Linked DNA regions of Mus musculus: region 2 is linked to region 1. A link is a loop called in an ENCODE intact Hi-C map of the cell type or tissue named here. Cell type or tissue: gastrocnemius. All regions are shown on one strand. Links, peaks and the distances in the headings refer to the core of each region. The heading gives the core; the rest is flanking DNA.

The links. Hi-C counts contacts between places; a loop is a spot of excess contacts. Peaks named below come from ENCODE experiments on the same cell type or tissue, not always from the same donor. Only the 100,000 strongest peaks of a DNase experiment are listed, where the experiment ranks them.
Region 2: a loop joins it to region 1, with 2.2 times the contacts of the local background. A loop is called at or near these places in 1 of 42 quality-filtered maps.

What each region holds. Positions count from the first base shown.
Region 1 is chr19:33,224,633-33,230,701 of GRCm38, reverse strand. It overlaps the pseudogene Rnls. Among named protein-coding and RNA genes, the nearest start is that of Mir3970, 71 kb to the right of the region's middle. In gastrocnemius, for the core only: CTCF peaks have their summits at 3,504 (motif pointing right) and 4,453 (motif pointing right); a DNase peak (open chromatin) is centred at 3,502.
Region 2 is chr19:32,881,637-32,887,705 of GRCm38, reverse strand. No RefSeq gene overlaps it. Among named protein-coding and RNA genes, the nearest start is that of Gm36774, 46 kb to the left of the region's middle. In gastrocnemius, for the core only: no CTCF peak of the experiment used is centred there; no DNase peak of the experiment used is centred there; H3K4me3 peaks cover 836 bases; H3K27ac peaks cover 3,599 bases.

The DNA.
Region 1 (6,069 bases), core at 1,134-5,133:
TTTCCTAGCGTTGCCTAATTTGTAACTCAGAATGTTCATATGCCTTTCAGATGTTCCCCAAGTAGATGGCATGAGCAATAAATTACCAAATAATAAACAGAGTAGAATTTGGCCAGGGCTGCACCCAGTGTCTGGGTCACCTCAGGTTTCCCTTGCTGCAGTGATCTGAACACCTGGTTACTATGTTTGTTTGTGTTGGCCATAGTTTACTACTTGTGTGTGTGCGCGCAATGGTATACTCTTTAGACCGTCCCCATAATGCTTGAGCCATGTTTTCCCATCTTTAAATTTAAATTTCTTAATTTTTATTAATTAACTTTAATCAAACTAAATTTGACTGTAAGGATACACATAGTAGAAGGGGAACACCAACTCTGATCTCCACATGTGTGCTGTGGCACATGCGCGTGCACACACACACACACCATATACAATAGTAGCAATAATGATGATGATGATGATGATGGTGGTGGTGGTGGTGGTGATTATGATGTAGTACAGTTTCCCTAGGCTTATAGTTAGCATCTTAATGGTATATTTGTATACCAGTTCACTTTGGGTTTATATTAACTTTAATATTATACAAACTCTTTCCTCCTGTTTATTCTCTGCCCCTTCCCTGGTGCTTTTATGGTCATACAAACCACACATTTAATATGTTATATACATACCAATGTAAATTTATATTTATTGCTTTATGAACCTGTCTTTTAAATATGATAATTACAAATATACCTATACTTTCTTTTTAGGATTTATTTTATTTTTATGTTGAAGGCTACACTAGGGAGCTGCTGCAAGAATTATTTTACTTTTAATTATGTGTATGTCGGGGGGGTTATTAGGTACCTGGGGGCAGGTGTCATAGAGGCCTGATCACTCTCGAGCTGACATGATAGAATTATAGGCCATTGTGAGCCACCTGGTAGACGCGCTGGTAATCAACCTCGGGACTTCAAGAACAGCACACACTCTTAACTTGTGAGCCGTCTTTTCAGTTCCCTAGTTATGCCTTCTTTTTTATTTACCTACAGTTTATATTTGCTAGTGGGTAGTGGTAAAAATAACTGTGTTTGTTGTTGTTGTTGTTGTTGTTGTTGTTGTTGTTCCTTTTAGCCTCAACTTACTGTCCCTCATCCTTTCATATGTACCTAAAGAATTCTTTTAGTATTGTTTGCAAGGCTGGCCTACTGCCAATGAACTGCCTCTTAGTTCTATTAATCTAAATGTGTCTTGGTCTCGTCCTCACCTTGAAAGATAGTTTTACTGGACATAGCTTTCTTAGTTGGTATGTTTTTATTATTTTTATTTCACCGTTTTAAGTATTTTAACTATTCTGTTCCCACAGCTTCTGAGGGGAAGCCGGTGAGGAACTTTGAGCATAAGCCACTTTTCCTTTGGTCCACCAAGATTCTCTTTATCTTTAGCTCTTGGTAGATAGAGTACAGTGTGTCTACACGTGAACCTCTGCATATTGATTTCACAAACTGCCAGTTTTCACTACATTTAGAAAGTTTCTGCTATTACTTCATCCATTCTCCCTGCTCCCCTAGCTCTCCTATCCTTCCGCGACTTCCTTTCAGACAGACTAGACTGTATTCCCTGACTCTTGAGACGCTGTTCAGCCCCCTTTGTTGGCTCTTTCTTATCCTCAGCATCCGTGATGCTAACTGGCCTTCCCTGGAGTTGACCGCTTGCTCTGTCTGTAGAACTACCCGGATCTGCTACCGAGGCCTTTAGTGAACTTTTCATGCCTCTTACTTCGCATCTCAGCTCTAGACTTTATATTTGACCTTTAAATAATTTCTCTATGCTTATCTCTACTTATGGAGAAACTGCTCTCATATTTTCTTCACGTGTGGTTACATTTAGCTCTTTGAACATAAGAACAGAGATTTAAGTCTCTATCTAGTCCCTACCTACATCCTGACTCCTTTAGGGTAGTTGTATTGACTGCTTTCATATTGATGGTGCAGTGTTTTAATTTTCTGAGAATAGTCACTAATTTTGTTGAACAGTACAATTAAAATAATATCACATGGAGGGAGACTCTTGACATTTGAGCATCTCACTGCAGCACGGCTAATGTTTCTGTTGGTGACGATTACTTCATTCTAGCTGTCACTATCACAGGTAGCCACCATGGTCTCTGATACTTAACTTAGCATTCAGCTAGTGATTGGACCAGGAGCTCACTAATGACACAGTACTTTCCAAGGAGTTCTATGTGCATTTGGAGAACACCCTGAACACTCCATGTCAGAAGGAAAATTTGCTTTAGCCTTCCTTTTCTGCTTTCATAGGGCCATAAGATAAGGCAAAACAAAGTTTTGGATTCTCTCTGAGGACTCACACAACAGTAGGTGTGTGCTCACCTCCGTATTTAACAGGTGCCCATGCCATCTTGCCCCACGTTTTCCTGTAACCTTTGCAAAGCCCTGATGTGCATCAGTCAGCACTGCCCACCTCAGGTAGCTGTGATGTTAATCTCTGTGCATCCTTTCTACAGTTGATTGGAATTCATCTCCATGGGGAACAGTGACAGTCAGTGAGTTCTGAGTCAACGCATACAGGCAGTGCTGTGCGTGGTATGTTCTCAGGGAGCCATCAAGCAGGTCAGAAGATGACAGTTCTATGGGAATGGAGCTTAAGAGTCCTCGCTTTGTTCTACTATTCATGACTGTAGGAAGGCAGTTTTCAGGGTTATTATAAAGCTGGAGATGGAGTGCTGATAATAAAACAGTAGAAATCCACCACCACTCCCAGGTTTATTCATACTCACAAATACTCATCTGTGTTCTGTGATCAATACTCTCCTAACTGCTGCAAGCCTCCAGTTCCCTGTAAGGGTTCTGAGAAGTCCCTTCTGGCCATTTTGTTTGTTGTGGGTTGGGTTTGGGTTTGTTTTCAGTAGTTGATTGCTCCATGCAAGAAAAGTGTCTAGCATTTGTCTCTGCTGGTTTCCTTCATTGTTGTGTATTATAGCAAGCATTTTGACAACAATCTTTACTGTACTAAAATGAAATTCATTGATAATATTACCAAGGCAAACAGACATTCTCAGAAGGATTGCTGTAATTTGTCTAATTGTAAAGAAAGAAAGAGGTCAGCCCCGTTTGTGGGCTTGCTTTGAATTTCGACATTCCAAATGACATGGCTACAGTTGTGTCTTCCAGAGCCCTCCAGACCCATCTGTGGGCAGAGATCCTGACGCTAGCATTCTCAGAATGCTAGTGCTACTACAGAAACAATGTGCATTCTGCCCTCACTTTATGTCAGATTCGCATTCCTTAAAAAAAATAACTGGAAAGTAATTGGATTTGTGTTTGTCTGTTTTGCCTTGATGTAAAACTGAATTTGGTCCTGGTCACAAGGCATTGCAGACAGGTTTTTTGACTGTGTAAATAATTGTTGGAGCAGCAGCACAGTGCGGAACTTCCCTTTGGATAGCTCCCTCCTGAGACCAGCCCCTCACACCTGGCCCTTAGAATCTTTCCAAACTCCCGCTAGGGGGCAGTACTACTCTTTGAGAGATTTAGATCGGCCTGCTGTACAGGAGCCCTGGGTCCTTTTGTTTTTTGTTTGTTTTGTTTTCTCTTTTTCTTGTCTTTTAATTTGGGGTGCACCAAACCCAAAGATTCAATTGTAATGCAATCAGCTGGTTGAATGCATCTGTACTATATCCATAGCTTATTTCTACTGTCTGACTTTTAGGAAATTTTAAAACAATCACTAAATAATTTGAGGACATGTTGATAGATATTTAAATACTCATTTGTCTTCTTTTCAATTTTTTTTTTACTGCATTGAAATAAACAAATATGGAAACTAATCTACTCCGATAAATGTTACTTCCCTCTGTCTTAAGACCATGGTTGCTTAAAGAACAGCCCTGACATCTTCCAGGGGTTGGATCGCCCAAAAGTCTGATTTCTTTTTAAGCAGGATCTCGTTTGGTGTGTAATCCAGATTGCCTAAAAGAAAAAAAAAAAAAACAAGAAAGAAAAGAAAGAAAGGAAAGAAGAAAGAAGGAAAGGAAAGGAAAGGAAAGGAAAGGAAAGGAAAGGAAAGGAAGAATGACATGGCTCTACAAAGAAGTACTGAAGTCGTGACCTGGTGCACAGAACCAGTTTTGAAAGCCTTGCCATTCTGTCAGCTGCATCAGCTCTAGTGGGGATATAATGACACAAGTCCTGCTTATTCTTGGTGAGCCACAGCCAACTCTTGCTCCTCTGTTCTGATCATGTTTGTAAATATAGCTATGAGTGTTGTAGTTACCATCATCTTTAATCTGACCTTTGATATAATACCTAGTCAGTCAGCATTGCAAAGTAATATAAATCCCATGGCTCCTGTGTTTCATTCTAAATACATAAAAGGATAAACAGATAAGGGAAGATGGAAGGAGGGAAAGAGGGCGCGAGGGACAGAGCTAGGGAAGAAAGGAAAGAAGGAAGAAAAATTTTAATTCCACCAGAGGGCATCGTGACAATTTTCACTTGCAAAAGAAAATGTAATGGGGCAGCTAAAAAATTTCCAAAATTGGAATGTTGAAATAAATGGGCATAATTAAAGCAACAATACTTTGACCAAGGCGTTGGCTCAATTATGACTTTAAAATCCCAATAGGTTGATGCATTTTGCTAAGGATATGTTTATCCCTCAGAGACACAATTTGGGCAAATAAAAAAAAAGTTGACAACTTATATGACCAGTGGGTGGTACCTATGCATTGTTACCATGCCCCAGGCCTAGGTCTAAACAAGATTTTCCTCCCCCCACTTTCAGAAATTATGTTAGGAATTTCACAGAACTTTCTAAATGATGGTAGCTTATTAGCAATCATGACTTTGAAAAGAATTACAGAACAACAGACTGTCCTACAGGAGCCCTGTCCCTAGTTGTTGGTAGAGAGGTGTCATGGAACACCAAACATGCTAAAGCTCTGGTTGCTCATTCATTCATTCATTCATTCATTCAACACAGCTATCAAGCACCCACTAAGCACTATGCACTACTTTCCTGGGTGGTGTGTGAAATCCTAGGTTTTAACTTCATAGAGCTTCATAGTAAAGAGACATATAAAAGGAGGGCTAAGCAGTCAAATAAAAACAATCTTTTCAGTTGAGAAATCACAGGAAGTCAATAAAAAGAATTCATATAAGAAAATAACAGGGAACTTAGATCAGCTTGTAGGAAAAGCCACGTGAGCCTGAAGTCTGATGACATGAAGACAAGAACAGCACTGGAGAGAGAGGTTCTGCTCTAGAGCCACAAAGGAGGCCACCATGTGTCGAGCAATATGCCCTGGGCATAGGCACTTACAGTGAACTCAGGCTGGGCCCTGCTAGAACCCTTGAATGTCATTTTTAGTGTAATGTTTAAGCATTTGACATATTCCAGAGAATTGACTGGGCGGGAAGAAGATGAAGTTAGGGAAGCGAGGGTATAAACACAAAACCACAGCTGGAGCAATGAACTGAAACCCCAGTCGAACAGTACAGTGGCTCCGAGGAGAGTATGGCGGCCAGCGATATGGCATAAGCACCTGGCTTCAGGGTTTTAGAAGTGACAGCTACAGGCCTTACAGAGGCATCGCATATGGGAAGAAAGTTGAAACAAAAATGATCTGCGCATTTATAGCTGAACAACTGGGGGACAGATGATTATGCTGTTGTTGGCACTGTGAGCCATCCCGGGTAAATAAATGATTGCACTGAGCACTCAAGATGCAAGCCTCCTTTCTACCACACTAGCCGTTCTTCCTAATGTGCATGGAGATATTTCTTGAGCGATGATTTCAACCTCTGTGTAGCAAAGGGCAGTGAGCCCTACGCCCTTTCTGCATCTCCCACTAAACTGTAGCTGATGTGGCTGCTGGTGGTCTTTTCTGTGATCAGAGGATTAGCTCAATTCCTCAGGATAACTCCAAATTATTCTCTCCAGAGACTCTGTGGTGTCAACAGCCCTGGATTAGAGACCGGTGACCTCAGCTTTTTTCTTACTCGCTGTGTAACCTGGGGAATGTCATTTCACTTCTGCAATCCTTGAAGGTCCTTCTGAAGACAG
Region 2 (6,069 bases), core at 748-4,747, 340 kb after region 1:
CATTTTCCTCAGTCAGGATTTTTGCCTTTTAAATGTTACTTTTCCCCTAAAGTTAGGATCCAGGGTGAGAGCAGGAACCCAAGATGACAACCAGGGCAGGCTCTGTGGAGCATCTGACCCTAAGGCTGGGAGTGCCAGAGACTGGCTACGCTAGCCAGGTCCTATAACTCAAGAAAGATCCTTTTACCATCTGACAAGTAGAGAAAACATCCCACACTCCCTGTGGGATGATGAGAGAGTCACTAGGAGAATTGAGTCAAAAGTGTCAGCCCCCAGGAGGGCGTCTGTGGACGGAGACAGAGCAAGCATGAGATGTAGCGGTTTCTGTTCCCCTGTTTAAGCCACTGATGTCTAAACCGTTTGCTCTTGCCTTCACCCCACCCACTCTTCCCACCGTAGCTGCTGTTCCTTCAAACCTGGAGCTGCCATGTCATTTCCAGCCCTCCGGGGGCTTCTCACCAGTCCTGGATAAACTATACAGCCTTTCTTTGTCCTACATAAACCTGTGGCTTATGCTCCACACTCAGCCATACTCTTGTTGCTACGCTACACTCTGATCATTGGGTGCCTCGGGACCTTGTCATTGGCTATTGACTTGCCCAGAGCATTGCAATTCCATCTCTTCTTTATTCCACTGGCTTCTCTTTATGTTAATTGAAAGTTGACCCTTTCAGAGTAACCATCCCTGCCTATTCTTCCTAAAATATATTTAGCATTTTTCCCTCTCTGAGTAGCTTGCTCTCAAAACATTCCCCAGAATGAAAATCTATTAGCGTATTATCTATCTCCTCATTTAACTATGTTTGGAACTAGCATGACTCCCTTCCCGCCAATCCTTGTATGCTTAAAGGGCGGGTCACTGATCCATCACAGTATTGGGAGGTGATAGAATCTTCAGGAGGCAGAGCTTAGTGGGGAAAAGTTAGGTCACTGGCAGCTCTCCCTTGAGGAGAATATCTGGGATCCCAGGTTCTTCCTATGTCTACGTCTATCCCAGCTACCACAAAGTAAGCAGTTGGTATGGACTGGTCTTCTGCCCTAAACTCTTCCTTCTTTTAAGTTGATTATCTCTGCTATTTCACCACAGTAATAAAGAGTTGACTAACACAAACTGCATCAACAGAGACTGCTTCTCTTGGGTTCACCCTCCTGCCTGGTACCTCCTAGGAGCTTAGTTCATATTTATTGAAAAACGAATGGGGGGGGGATCTCAAGATTGTGGAGTTGGCTTCAAGTCTAAGTGGCCTGTGTAGCATTTGTGAACCAGTGCAATGAGTCAGAATGTCTAGCACATTCAGAAGATGGTAGCCAAGAAGACAAACGCCCAAGCTCCCAAGGCATAGCCTCAGAGCCGCCTTCAGGAACAGAGCCCCTTAGAAGTGTTCTGCCAAGAGAAAAGCACATAATAACAGATCTTCTCACCAACACTTCATTCCTTAACTCCAAAGACAGCAAACCCCCTTACGAGAACAGCCCTTCCTATTGAGAATTCAATGTTGCCCAGATATATAAGGCTGCATCTGTGGCCCAGGGCTACATTTGAATCAGATGAAAGAAACACCCAACTGGAATTCAAGAATATTTCAACAGCATGATAGGGGAGAAAATCCCAGGCAATCTCACAGGACTTTACCCGCCTAGGTTTGCTGCCGGGTATCCAATTACACAGCTCCTTCCACACAAGCTTGCCCTTCTTAATCAGTGCCGAAGGGCACAGCTTCCCTTCCAGAATTTCTTGTGACGCTGTGCCCGTCCGCTCCAATGACTTCAGCACAACCTTCCCCCACCCCCATCCCCACCCCTTGGGATCACTCCACCAGCCCCTGGGCACTGCTGGCTGAGTCTCACATCGAATGAGAAGAGACACTGGGAACCTGCGATGCTACCCACAAGCAGCCGACTCCTGATGCACGCATGCCTCTGCCTTCTCATTTTCTCTCTCAAAGATGTGAGCTCTGGAGGCTGTGGCAGCCAATAGCTATTCCCTGTAAATGTGTCTGATTTGGGAAAAAGCCAAGAAAGACTTCACCTTGTGGCTGACTTCCAGCCTTCTTTAGATCAGTTGCTGTTCCCAAAGGTCCCCTGGAAGTCCTTTTACCAGGCAATGGTGCCAAGGAGACACTTGCTAAGGGCAGGGTGTGTGTGAGTATTCTGCTACAACCAGGAGAGGCTCATTACAGCTACTCAGATCACGAATGGCTCTCTTGAAGTATTTTACACGGACAGAAGTTTTTTTCTCTCCACACGTATCAATTGGCCGTCTACACTGAGACTTTAAATTTAACTTTTGCCAGCCAAGGCTCCCCACCTGTGCAGCTGCCCTGTCCCCGCCCATGGGGTTCTGACTCCAAATTACCCAGTCTCTCTTACCATTCTGAAACTCTCTCATCCAAAAGCCCCTCTTCACCCAAATGGATTAACCTCTTAAAACTCAGAAAACCACGCATAGGAAATGACGGCCATGCTTTAATTTTTTTTTTCTTCAGAAATATTCTTGTGGCCAAAAATAGAACATTTTCCATTCTGGGAAATGAGTAGCATCCATGGGAATTGAAGTAGTGCTTCTTGCTTCTCTAGAAAATTCTTGCCAAACACACACACACACACACACACCACACACATGTGACCTGCATACAAAAGCCACTTCCAAATTCTAAAAAGTTGCTTTCTGTAGGGATGGCTATGGTCAAAAGTTCTGTGCTTATTTTCTAGTCAAGAAAGCTGTCAGGAAAGGAGAGGCATGTGAACTTCAAGAAGCCTTTATAAAATAAATATGACCTAGTCCAGCTTAGAGATTTGGGAACTAGCCTCCTCATGCCGACCATAAACTCAGAATTCCTCTCAAGACTCTCCAAAGCTTCCCTGAGAACCAAGTTGACCGCCTTTATTTCAGCCAGTCAGCACTGGATGACCTGCCCTGAGCTCTAAGTTTACTTAACAGTATTATCACAAAGGGTGGTTTTGGGAAGTTATTTTTGACCTCCAATACTTAACGAGATCTATAGACAAAGTCAGACTTGGATAAATGTCAAAACAACTGAAATACAGAAATTACGCTACTGGCACCAGAAATTTCCACTTTTAGCTGTTTTCAAACACCCTTCTCAGCATTTCCAAACTTCCTTTCATAGAGTCCCACAGCTACAATGACATTTCAGACTTTGGGCGGTGTTTTGTTTTGTTTTGTTTGATTTGCTTGCTATGCAGCCCTGCCTAGCCTGGAATGCTGTATGTAGAGCAAGCTGGCCTCAAAGTGGAGATCTGTTTACCCCTGCCTTCCAGCTGCTAGGATTAAAAGGTGGGCATTACCACACCTAGCTGCATTTCAGAGTTTTATATTTAAATACGTAACCTGTGGAATATCCTCTTCCCTCCCAACCAGAGACTGGCTTAGCTAGGAAGTCTGAAGGGCTGGGTTTTAATATGCAGCTGGTAAGAATTTACTGGTGAGGAAAAAAAAAAAAGAAAGGCCCTTTAAAATAGCTGGATCTATTACTGACACCATCTGTAGGAAAAAGCAATATGCCAGTCATTGGGTGAATTGGATGGCAGGGTAGCAAAATGGATGCAGACAGATTGGCCCATGAGGCCATGGACAGATGAGAATGGAAAGACAATGAGTGTGATGGGGAGAACAAGAGGAAGGTGATGTAGGTTTGTGTCAAAAGAGCAGCTGGATTATGTGGGGCTACTCTGAACGCCTGTTACTTTGCTGCTAAGTGGAGGCCATCATTTCTCATGGAGGCATGTGCAGATTAAATGAGCTAATATAGGAGATGCTGAGGTACTGAGTTTCTGCTTTCAACAGATGAGAGGAGAAAGAAGAGAATAGCTATTATTACCAAAAGACAAACATGTTACACATTTCTATCGCAGACGTTGCTCAGCAATTAGACCTCTCAGGTGTATTTCCTTGAATTGTTTTTCTTAGAACACACAGAAGCTTAGGAAACCTGAGGAATCGGTGAGCTACTGAGTGTCAGACTCCACGGTAACAGTTCAGACACTAAGGTGTCCTTGAAACAAGGTGTCACCAACCACTGAACGACAAAAGGGAATTAACAGATGCTGATTCGTCACAACCGCACTCTCGGCTTCTCTTACCCCATTAGCAACACTGTCCGAGCAAGCCTTGAGGATATCCATATGTAGTGTTGAGGATATCCATATGTAGTGTTGAGGATATTTGTGTGTAGTGCTGAGTATAGCCTTCATGATATTCATATGTAGTGTTGAGTATAGTGTCGAGGACATTCTTATGTAGTGTTGCTCAGACTAGCTTCCTGAATCTACTGGAGTGCCTTCCACCAGCCCACCATCTTGTTCCAGGGTGGTTATCCAACATATGCTCTCTGTTCCCGCCTATCTGCATTTGCCAAAGTTGTCCGCTCATCTGGAATCCTCTTTCCTCCTTTGGTGCAGTGAAGCTAGCCAGTATGACAGTGGTGTGCACCCTTTCCTTCCTCCTGTCCACCATCCCATGAGACGAATTGCCCTCTGCTGCCCAGACATACACACAGTAAATACACAAATCTCCTTATGGCGTAACACCTTACTGTGTGCCCAAAAGATGACATTTTTGAAGTGCTGATTTTCCTGTACGTGTTCTCAGTTGGAAAGAGGGTCTCTACAGAGACAGGTTAAAATGAGGGCATGGGTAGACGCTAAGGTTATGTAACTGTGTTTCTTAAGGAAGCCTGCATTCGGTTACTGAAAGAGATATGCAGAGTGGGGACTGGGAAAGCCATGCAGAGGCAGAAGATTGGTGCAACTGCAAACTAAAGATTGTCAAGGCTCTTTCAGCAAGCCAGAAGAAGCCAAAAGTGTGGCATTGAGCAGATAACCCTCTGAGCCCTGAGGAATCCCATCCCGGTGACAGCTTGACTCCTGATTTCCAGATCTGCCTCTGTAACTGAGTCATTTGAATCTCAGTGCTCTCTGTTGCCACGCCTGTTGGAATCCAACCCATACCTCAGCTGTGTCTGGTTTCCATAGGAGATCCCTGAGGTAAAGAACTGAGTCTCTCTTGTGTCTTACATCATCTGGCAGGTAAAGGGCTCTCTTTGCTCTCAGTTCTCACTAAATTACCCCCAGGAGTGCACAATGTGAAACACTGGCTTGTAGGCTGGTCGAACTCACCACCTCCTTTGGTAAGTAAAGTTTTGTAAGAACGCAAACACATTCATACTGTCTAAGGCTGGTTTTATTCTAAAGCAGCTATAGCTAGTTAGTGGCAGCTGAAACTATACCATCTACAATGCCTAAAATACTTATTTAAAAAAATTACTACTGACCATTGGTCTGAAAGAAAGCACATAAATGAACAGTCATAGACTAAAGCAAGTTCTGGGACATTTCACAAATAAATGCAAAACAAGAGATGATGGACTGAATCAGCCCTTAAGATGATATTTGGACACTGAGGAAAAAATATTTATTTATTCATTTATTTGTTTGTTTTGTTTTGTTTTTGTTTTGGCTTTGTTTTTTTTTGTTTGTTTGTTTTCTTTTGTTTTGTTTTGTATTTTTGAGACAGGGTTTCTCTGTGTAGCCTGGGTTGCCCTGGAACTCACTCTGTAGACCAGGCTGGCCTCAGAGATCCGCCTGCTTCTGCTTCCCAAGTGCTGGGATTAAAGGCATGCGCCACTGCCATCCAATTTCTGAGAAAAAAATTATTTGGTAAAAGCAAAATACATAATGTAGTCACCCAACTGTACTGTTGGACTCTCTGGACTGTTCATGTTGGCTGATACTAGTGGTTCCTGAGTGGCTGAGCAGAAAGGTGAAGCCAGCCCACGGAGGCTAAGGTGGGGTCAGAAAGCAGAAACACTAGAGGTTCCCCTCCATGGGCTAGTGGCATGGCTATTCCAAAAAACAAACAAACAAACAAACAACCCAAAAAACAAAAACATCTTCCCTGCTGAGCAGGCTTAGAGGTGTAATCGGGATTTGACATGGTAAAGATGAAGCTTTCCTGAGAAGAGGAAGTGGGGCCAGAGTTGAGAGTTGCTAGTGAGATACAGAGAAACTCCAGAGCATAAGCAGTAGGGAGTGAAGAGGACCAGCCCT